2 separate regions of the Homo sapiens genome follow, and region 1 is linked to region 2. A link is a contact called in ENCODE Hi-C or POLR2A ChIA-PET data. All regions are on one chromosome and are shown on one strand. The core of a region is the stretch at or near the end of the contact, and the rest is flanking DNA. Distances in the headings are between cores, read along the strand shown. Region 1 overlaps DIXDC1 (DIX domain containing 1). Region 2 holds the start of DLAT (dihydrolipoamide S-acetyltransferase).

What was found. Hi-C counts contacts between places; a loop is a spot of excess contacts on that map. ChIA-PET counts read pairs that join two places held with the same protein, here RNA polymerase II (POLR2A). Pooled maps may share reads with other maps.
Region 1: a map of DLD1 shows a loop between it and region 2 (8-fold over the local background). The contact joins the enhancer-like site here to the promoter of DLAT in region 2. A Hi-C loop is called at or near these places in 5 of 168 maps with a recorded cell type or tissue (B cell, Caco-2, DLD1 and 2 more) and 7 of 50 pooled maps. POLR2A ChIA-PET finds 5 or more read pairs at or near these places in 9 of 52 experiments (A673, Caco-2, MCF 10A and 5 more).

The regions. Positions count from the first base shown.
Region 1 is chr11:111,959,423-111,964,188 of GRCh38, forward strand. All of the region lies in intron 1 of DIXDC1 (DIX domain containing 1), which reads left to right. Among named protein-coding and RNA genes, the nearest start is that of DIXDC1, 24 kb to the left of the region's middle. Within about 2 kb of position 1,594, at least 7 of the 41 ENCODE cell types and tissues checked have a DNase peak (open chromatin) inside an H3K27ac peak, as active enhancers do.
Region 2 is chr11:112,022,509-112,027,324 of GRCh38, forward strand. It overlaps DLAT (dihydrolipoamide S-acetyltransferase), which reads left to right and starts at 2,900. Exons shown (of 14, transcript NM_001931.5): 1 at 2,900-3,243; 2 at 3,690-3,791. The coding sequence starts at 2,965. DIXDC1 (DIX domain containing 1) reads left to right here. Exons shown (of 20, transcript NM_001037954.4): 20 at 1-145. RefSeq lists enhancers at 1,862-2,051, 2,702-2,901.

The DNA of each region.
Region 1 (4,766 bases), core at 344-2,843, 64 kb before region 2:
GGAGCCAGCACCTGTGCCAGTCCCTGGAGCTGCCCACCCCACCACAGTCAGTGTTTCTGGCTGTGCACAGTGGCTGGACCCCATGTTCACTTGATCACACACCCCTTGCCACTCCACTTGCCCTTAGCAGGCACGGGATCCAAGCCGGCAGTGCGAGCTTGCCAGACTGAGTGGGCCCAGTGGGCCCAAGCAAAACTCAGGCAAAGGCACCACTGGCCAGGTTTCCAGCTAGCAAAGTGACACTCAAGGATCCCATAACATTAGCTTCCTGTTTTGATCATTGTACTGTGCTTATGTAAGATGTAAAAATTTGGGCTACCTGGGTAATGGTGAACTCTACCATTTTTGCTGCCTTTTTGCTAAGTCTAAGATTGTTTCAGAATGAAAAATAATACTTAGTGGTTTTGAATGACCTCTTAGTGCAAGTCAGCAGTGTGATCTATTGGCCAAAGAAGGAAGGAAAGAGGAGAAAGAGAAATACAGCATTTTGTTTTTGTTTGTTTTTGAGATGGAGTCTCATTCTGTCGCCCAGGCTGGAGTGCACTGGCGCAATCTCGACTCACTGCAACCTCCACCTCCCAGGCTCAAGTGATTCTCCTGCCTCAGCCTCCCAAGTATCTGGGATTACAAGTGTACACCACCACACCCGGCTAATTTTTGTATTTTTAGTAGAGACAGGGTTTCACCATGTTGGCCAGGCTGGTATTGAACTCCTGACCTCAAGTGATCCGCCCACCTTGGCCTCCCAAAGTACTGGGATTACAGGCATGAGCCACTGTGCCCGGCGAAATACAGCATTTTGAATAAAGAAGCTGTATGTCTTCATTACGTCTAGGGAGCATCAGGTTCTAGGTGTCATGGATTCAGATTTAGAAAAGCAGTAACAATTTTGGCCGGGCGCAGTGGCTCACGCCTGTAATCCCAGCACTTTGGGAGGCCGAGGTGGGTGGTTCACAAAGTCAGGAGTTCGAGACCAGCCTGGCTAACATGGTGAAACCCCATCTCTACTAAAAATACAGAAATTAGGTGGGCATGGTGGCTGGCGCCTGTAATCCCAGCTTCTCGGGAGGCTGAGGCAGGAGAATTGCTTGAACCCGGGAGGCGGAGGTTGCAGTGAGCCGAGATCATGCCACTGCACTCCAGCCTGGGAGACAAGAGTGAAACTCTGTCTTAAAAAAAAAAAAAAAGAAAAGAAAAAGAAAAACAGTAATACTTTTAACTATTTTATGTAAGGAATAGTTAACCTTGGCTCACATCTCTGCATGTTACTAGGAGCACTTGAGGAATACTGATATACCTTGGTCCCACTCTCAGAAATTCTGACTGCTCTATGGTGGGCCTAGACATTAGTATTTTTTGAAAAGCTTTCCAGGTGATTCTGGTTGTTAACCAAGGGGGCTGGGAACCCCTTGGTTAAGGGAACTGGACTGTTTCGCTGGGAAAAGACTCAAATCAGCTTTACAAGAATCATATGGGAAAGCTTGGGAAGATAAATCTTTCTGAGTTCCTACCCTCTGGAGACAACTGGTAGATTTAGGATGACGTCTGCTTATGAAAAACTTCCCTTGTGACCTTGACGTGCAGCCAGGTATGGCAACAGCGGGCTGGGTCAGTGCTTCTCATGCTTTCATGTGCATATGAATCACCAGGAGAGCTTGTTAAGATATAGGCTCTGATTCAGTAGGCTGGGGAGGAGCCCAGGAGTTTGCAGGAGGCTCCCAGGTGTTGCCGATGCTACTGATCTGGGAAGCACACTTTAGTAGACAGCCGCTTAGTATAGTTTATTACACAAGAGATTCATGGATTGGATGTGGTGGAGGGAGTGGTTTGACTCAGGTACATCCTGAAAGTTTTAGGGAAGTCATTTAAGCCTCAGCAGTGCATTTATTTAGGCAGCAGTGTGGTAGAGTGGAAAGAGCATTGGCTTGGGAGTCATATCTGGATTCCATATTCATGATTTACTGTTTGGGTAACCATGAACAAGTTATTTCACCGTTTTGTGTCTCTGTTTTCAATGAGGAAAATAAATACAAAAACATCTCCCTGCCAGATTAGCATTAGATAAAATGTGTTTAAAGAACCTAGCATAGCTCTTGATACAAAGTAGGTGTTCTGAAAAGTGACTATTACTGTTTATGCTGTGGAATCCTCTTTTGTTGGAAGACCAGACTGTGAGTAATGTGCATGAAAAGTACTCAACAGTACTAATCAGTTTTGCATCAGAGACAACTTCTACGGGCAAGAAAAAGCTAAGGTTACTTAAGTAGAAATTATCTTGACCTCAAGAAAAATACTTGTTCTTGTTTGTCCCCCCGCAATTAACTTTTGCAGTCATCTTAGTTATTGGCCTGATAAAATGTGACAAATGATTAACTGATTCAAACAAATATTTGTTGAGCACCTGCTACTCTAAGAGTCAAATAATTCTGAACTATTGTGACTCTCCACATAAAGCATATTTCAGGCCTTAGCTCCTTTGAGCTCACTGTCCTCTTTGCTTCTTTTCCTCCTTCAGGAGACCCTCTGAAGCTTGGGGTTCAGGTTGGGCTAATACTCTGTTAGCACCCTATGTACCCCGTCATAGCTTTGTTTCTACCAGCCTGCAAGCTGGGGCTTGTTGTAGCCTCATAACTGGGTACAGTGCCTCAAATTATTGTTGAACTGATTGTGTGACATAGGAAGCCCTCAGGGAGATCAGAGTCTGTGGTATCTGAGAGGTCAGGGAAAGCTTTCTGAAAAAAGTGATACTTGAGCTGAGACTTAAGAAGAGGCAGGTTGGCCGGGTGCGGTGGCTCATATCTGTAATCCCAGCACTTTGGGAGGCCTAGGTGGGTGGATCACCTGAGGTCAGGAGTTCAAGACCAGCCTGACCAATATGGTGAAACCCCATCTCTATTACAAATACAAAAATTAGCCCGGCGTGGTGGCAGGCACCCGTAGTCCCAGCTACTTGGGAGGCTGAGACGAGAGAATTGCTTGAACCTGGAAGGCGGAGGTTGCAATGAGCTGAGATCATGCCACTGCACTCCAGCCTGGGCGACAGAGCAAGACTCCATCTCCAAGAAAAAAAAAGAGGCAGGAGTTAGAAGGAGGTGGAGCGGCTGGAAAGCATGGTGCATTTGGGGAACTGTACATAATTCAGATGAGCTGAAGCATGGTGGGTATTTGGGGAATGGGGGTGAAGCTGGAGAACAGGTGAAGGCTAGCACGTGACGAGCTTAAATGGCAATTGGATTTTATCTTTGAGGATAATTGGAGACAAGTAACAGATTTTAAGCAGGAATGTGTGGAGGGTGGGTTGAGGATGATAATAGATACAGGGAAATTGGTTAGGAGTTTTATATAAAAGCCAGGTAATCAGATCCCACCAGTCACCTTAGTGTTCTTTCTGGGCTTAACTGCTTTCCCTCAGACCAGAGTGGTTCACTCTAGAGGTGCCCTTTGCCTGGTCTGCTTCTGACTGCACAATGGGAGCAGACCTTGGAGCATCACAGATCTCATCTGGTCCCTGGTGATGGGTGTCTGGCCCACGTGAGGCAGAAGGTGCAGCCATTTCTGTTCTGTGGAGTAAGTTGGATAGCAAGAGACCCTTGGTAAATGCATGGACAACATTACTGGGTTTTAATACCATGTCTGCTATGTCCTAGCTATGGGGACATTAGAGAAGTTACATAACCTCTCTGAACCTCATCCATAAAATGGAGATAATGCTAACTCTAGTGTTTTTCTGAGAATTGAATTGGATGACGATGACAAAAATAATGTCATTTAGTACATTTAGTAAGCGTCAATTTTATGTCAGGCCCTGGCCCAGGTACCTTCACTAATTAAAACATGGGTCAAACACCAAAAATTGGTTTAGTTCATGATAGGTGCTCAATAAATATTAGATTCCTCCTCCCACCTCCTCCTGATCGTTGCACTTCCTACAGTTTGTCAGTGGCTGATGGATTGTTGTCTTAGCACTGTCTTCCAAACGATGTTATTTATTCTCACAAATTGACAAAGAGAGAAAATAATGACGATTTAATTTATGTTCAGGAAGCAGCCAGTGAGTAATTTCCAACATTGTTTCATTAAGGAAGTACTTGGGGCTTAGGAATCAACTGTATTTTAACCAAATTATAAATTAATACAATTAGCCCTTGAACTTAAATTTTAGGCTCAGGGTCCTGGGCTGCAAAGAAACCAGTCAGAGCTGCTACTTGGAGAGTGACATTGTTTGTGTGATATTTTGATATTAGTGCCCATCTTTTGACCAAATAATCAGCATAAACATCTGAATACCAGTTCTGTTTAATGGACAAAATGTAATATGTAAGGTTTCCAAGGGTTGGAATGAGTTGTATGTCCCTACGTAGATGCCTGACCAGTTTCTGATAATACTGGGCCCTAGCTTTGTCTAAAAGTAAATGAAAATGCCTCTTAGTCTTCAGTAACATTGCTCACTATAGCCTTTCTTTTTCCTTCTTTGTGTAGATTTTCGGTAACCAGATCCTCTTTGACAATATAAAGCATGGATTAAAACTAACTCTGTAGCAATCCTAGGATTATTGGCTCAGGAGAATAAATCTTGGGTTGACTGTGAGATGATTTCACTTAAGTCTCATTTTGAAGAAAGCAGCTATGGGAGAGGCAGCTCTGAGCATGGTTTATTGTTTATTCCTGGTTGCCCAAGAGCAATTCGTATGAGTATCAGAGTCTGTTATGCATATGGCACGAGTAATTGTTTCTGAGAAGTGCGGTGGGTTGCTGGCAGTCGTGAA
Region 2 (4,816 bases), core at 1,650-4,149:
CTGCCGGTATGTACCAGATTTGTGAACTAATTTAAAAAACCACAAACTATGAATAAAATGGGGTTTGCAAACTAAATATCATTAATGATTTTCACTTGCGTTTACTGATGAGATTAATCAATAAAGCCATTTACATTTAGTGAAAGCAAATTTCCTCAAGTGATCTCCCTGGTAGCATGTTTACTCACTATGTGGAGTGGAGATAAGAATTACTTTATTGCTACAGATATTTTACAATTAGTATTTCTATGTAAGCACATAGGCTATTATCAAGGACAATTTATTTAGCACTTATTTTGAAATTATATGTAAACATGCAAACAAATAAGAACCCAAGAGTATAAACTCTATGACAAAAGTCAGTATGCAAGCATTAAGAACTCTTTCAGAAATGTGTATTTAAAATGACCAGAATTCCCAGATCATTTGAAAGCTGCCTCTTAAATGCCTCTTATCAATTCATCTTAAATGTTTGCTATATTAAATTCTTTATCCCTGAGTGCCTTCATTTGACTTCCAATTACGTATTTTCAACTATTAATTGGCTATCCCATTATGTTAAAATTAAATATGTACATAACTCAAAATCTTTCACTACCAACTAATTTCTGTTTCTCTCAATATCAGTGATATCACCATTCTCTTAAGTATCTCTATTTCAAACCTTTGAGTCTTGAGTCTCCTTTTCCATAATTTCCTTTATCCAGTCTGTTTAGTGGAATTCAAGCTTGTTCTCTCAGGACTGATTTGAGAAACCTAAGCATTCCTAGCCCACCTCTGGGGTAAGCTCGCCATCTCTGGACTGTTTGAGCTATGCATTCCTATAATTTAACTACACTTAAGTCAAAAGTATATTCAAGACACAAACTCGCTATTCTTTGAAAAATGCAAAACAGGGTTTAAGCAAGCATACCTAAGTGCACAACAGATCCGGAAGATCACCTCATACTTTATACCAAAGTCTAATTTAGATCCAGTTATTAAGTTCAAATGCAGCAAAAGCAGCAAGATATTTTAGCCAACTCAAAAACATTTTTATAATAATTTATAAGTCCTGGGCGGGCATGGTGGCTCGCGCCTGTAATCTCAGCACTTTGGGAGGCCGAGGCAGGTGGATCACCTGAAGTCAGGAGTTTGAGACCAGCATGACTAACATGGTGAAACCCCGTATCTACTAAAAACACAAAATTAGCTGGGCATGGTGGCACGTGCCTGTAATCCCAGCACTCGGGAGGCTGAGGCAGGAGAATCGCTTGAACCTGGGAGGTGGAGGTTGCAGTGAGCCGGGATCATGCCACTGCACTCCAGCCTGGGCGACAGAGTGAGACTCCATCCCCAAATAATAGTAATAAGTCCTTTCAGTAATTACAATTATTCTTTCATTGCTTCTTCCAATTGTTAATTCATAAGTTGTACATAATTGTAACAATATAATTGCTCTCTTCATATTATTTAAAATATGCCTTTTCATTCAATCTAGAAATTTTATATTTCTCAATTATATTGCTTACATATTATTCTGATAGACAGCTGTACCTGCTTAAACATTCCAATTTAAGTAGGCATGAAATAGTACATCCAATCTGTTTTAGTTTTCCAAATTAATTGTTAGCAAGATTAGCCCCCATTTTTTTTTTTTTTTAACAGATGGGAGTCTCATTATGTTGCCCAGGCTGGTCTCAAACTCTTGGGCTCAAGTGATTCCCCCACCTCAGCCTCTCAAGCATTGCTGGGACTACAGGCATGCACCACCGCTCCTGGCTAAAATCTTGTTTTAAGTTTCTTCCCTCCAACTTCCTCTTGCGTTCTTGGTGTTCTCTAACCATCTCTACAGGGGGGAGGTGGTGATACACAGCACATGCTTCCTCCTTATCTAATGTCACCTTCAGTTCAGAAACGATATGTTTTCTAATTAAAAGACAACTTTACAAGAGAAGCGTGCCTAACAAAATGTGTAGATGACTTTTTATTCATTGATTCAAAAGACATACATTCAGCCCCCGCTATTTACTGGATATTAAGCTCTGGGGCTACATGGAAGGACCACGCAGACACTCTTCATGCCTTCAACGGCTTACAGTTAAGTTTTTCAAACATTTGAAACATAACGAAGCTTTTGGTTACTTAAAAGAATTCTATGGTATTAGGGAGCAACACCTGTTTTGTAAACCTATATCTTCATACAGGGAATATGCTTAATCTTGCTACAGTATACATGAATGCGGGAATGTATCTTCCTCTGGGCTGCCTTTCGTTACCACTTGGCTGGGTGGAACACCTGTTCACTCCACTTTCCACTTGGGCTACAAACCTGAAACGAAATCTTTGCAACCAGTACAGCCTGCGCGGGGCGCGGCCCAGTCCATCCCCCTTCGGATGCGCAGAAGCAGAGGTCACCACGCCGGACCCCTCGATTCCCTCGCGGGCGATTCCTGGCTCCTTCACCACCCCAGCACTCCAAGACCCCCGCCCTTTGGCCTGAGGCTCCCACTGCCCTAGCCAGTTCCCGGGCTCACTTCCAGCTTTTCCAGAAAGCTTGGCCACGCCCCTCGGCCCAGACTCTCAGGCCACTCGGCCGCAATTAACCCGCGTCTCTGCGCCTTTTTAGGCCCCTCCCCCTCGGTCGTGCCCTTGTCATCTCTTAGGCCCCGTCTCACCCTTTCGGATGCCTCCCCTAGAACCCTACCACTTTCCACCCCTTTCCGTCTGTTATTTCTCCCAAACTTGCGCCCGCACAGGCCCCTCTGGAACACTCCTGCCCCGTAGTGCCCCTCGTCCCCGCTCCGTAGAGAAAGAGCGTGCGTGCCGCGCATTTCTGGCCTGGGGAGCGGGTGGAGTAAACCTGCGGGAACCATTTTACGACAACGTGCGGCTGTGCGGTGTGGCTGACGGCAACGCCGCTGCTCTTGGAGAGGTCACTCCGGAGACGGCGTTGGTTTTGGGGTGTGGGGGGTTGGTGGCACTATGTGGCGCGTCTGTGCGCGACGGGCTCAGAATGTAGCCCCATGGGCGGGACTCGAGGCTCGGTGGACGGCCTTGCAGGAGGTACCCGGAACTCCACGAGTGACCTCGCGATCTGGCCCGGCTCCCGCTCGTCGCAACAGCGTGACTACAGGGTATGGCGGGGTCCGGGCACTGTGCGGCTGGACCCCCAGTTCTGGGGCCACGCCGCGGAACCGCTTACTGCTGCAGCTTTTGGGGTCGCCCGGCCGCCGCTATTACAGTCTTCCCCCGCATCAGAAGGTGAGCCCTAGACCCCCCTTCTCGGGACCCCGTTGTCCTTCAGAGCTGACTGGATGCCTGCAAGATCCTCCTTGAGAGGCCTCACTGATCCTCCACCCATTCCCAGTATCTGCTTTGGCCCTTTGTCCAATAGTTGGCTTTGCTGTAGCTCCTTAGTGTCCCTCTCATGATCTATTTCATTGAAAGGAGAGCTTCAAGACTGGGGCTGTATGCAGAATATCTGCCGAGGTTCATGCTTTGTCAGACCCACAGGACTGTGGAGGAGAAAGCCTGTCACTGGAAATTACTAACTTCTCATGGACAGGAACTCCCTTGGCATCCCTAGTTCCCAATGTGCAATGGAACTGTATACACTTTGCATGAAATTGAATTGAATGAAATCTTAAGCCAGACTGAGAGTTAGGTAGTCCTTAAAAATTTTAATGTTTCTTCTTTTCCTTTTCCAGGTTCCATTGCCTTCTCTTTCCCCCACAATGCAGGCAGGCACCATAGCCCGTTGGGAAAAAAAAGAGGGGGACAAAATCAATGAAGGTGACCTAATTGCAGAGGTAAGTTTTTTTTTTTTTTTTTAATTAATTTATTTATTTTTTTTATTGATCATTCTTGGGTGTTTCTCGCAGAGGGGGATTTGGCAGGGTCATAGGACAATAGTGGAGGGAAGGTCAGCAGATAAACAAGTGAACAAAGGTCTCTGGTTTTCCTAGGCAGAGGATCCTGCGGCCTTCCGCAGTGTTTGTGTCCCTGGGTACTTGAGATTAGGGAGTGGTGATGACTCTTAAGGAGCATGCTGCCTTCAAGCATCTGTTTAACAAAGCACATCTTGCACTGCCCTTAATCCATTTAACCCTGAGTGGACACAGCACATGTTTCAGAGAGCACAGGGTTGGGGGTAAGGTCACAGATCAACAGGATAAGAATTTTTCTTAGTACCGAGCAAAATGAAAAGTCTCCCATGTCTACCTCTTTCTACACAGACACGGCAACCATCCGATTTCTCAATCTTTTCCCCACCTTTCCCCCCTTTCTATTCCACAAAACCGCCATTGTCATCATGGCCCGTTCTCAATGAGCTGTTGGGTACACCTCCCAGACAGGGTGGTGGCCGGGCAGAGGGGCTCCTCACTTCCCAGTAGGGGCGGCTGGGCAGAGGCGCCCCTCACCTCCCGGGCGGGGCAGCTGGCCAGGCGGGGGCTGACCCCCCCACTTCCCTCCCGGACGGGGCGGCTGGCTGGGCGGGGGGCTGGCCCCACCACCTCCCTCCCAGACGGGGCGGCTGGCCTGGCGGGGGCTGACCCCCACCTCCCTCCCGGACGGGGTGGCTGCCGGGCGGAGACGCTCCTCACTTCCCAGACGGGGTGGCTGCCGGGCGGAGGGGCTCCTCACTTCTCAGACGGGGTGGCTGCCGGGCGGAGGGGCTCCTCACTTCTCAGACGGGGCGGTTGCCAGGCGGAGGGTCTCTTCACTTCTCAGACGGGGCGGCCGGGAAGAGACGCTCCTCACCTCCCGGACGGGGTCGCGGCCGGGTAGAGGCGCTCCTCACATCCCAGACGGGGCGGCGGGGCAGAGGCGCTCC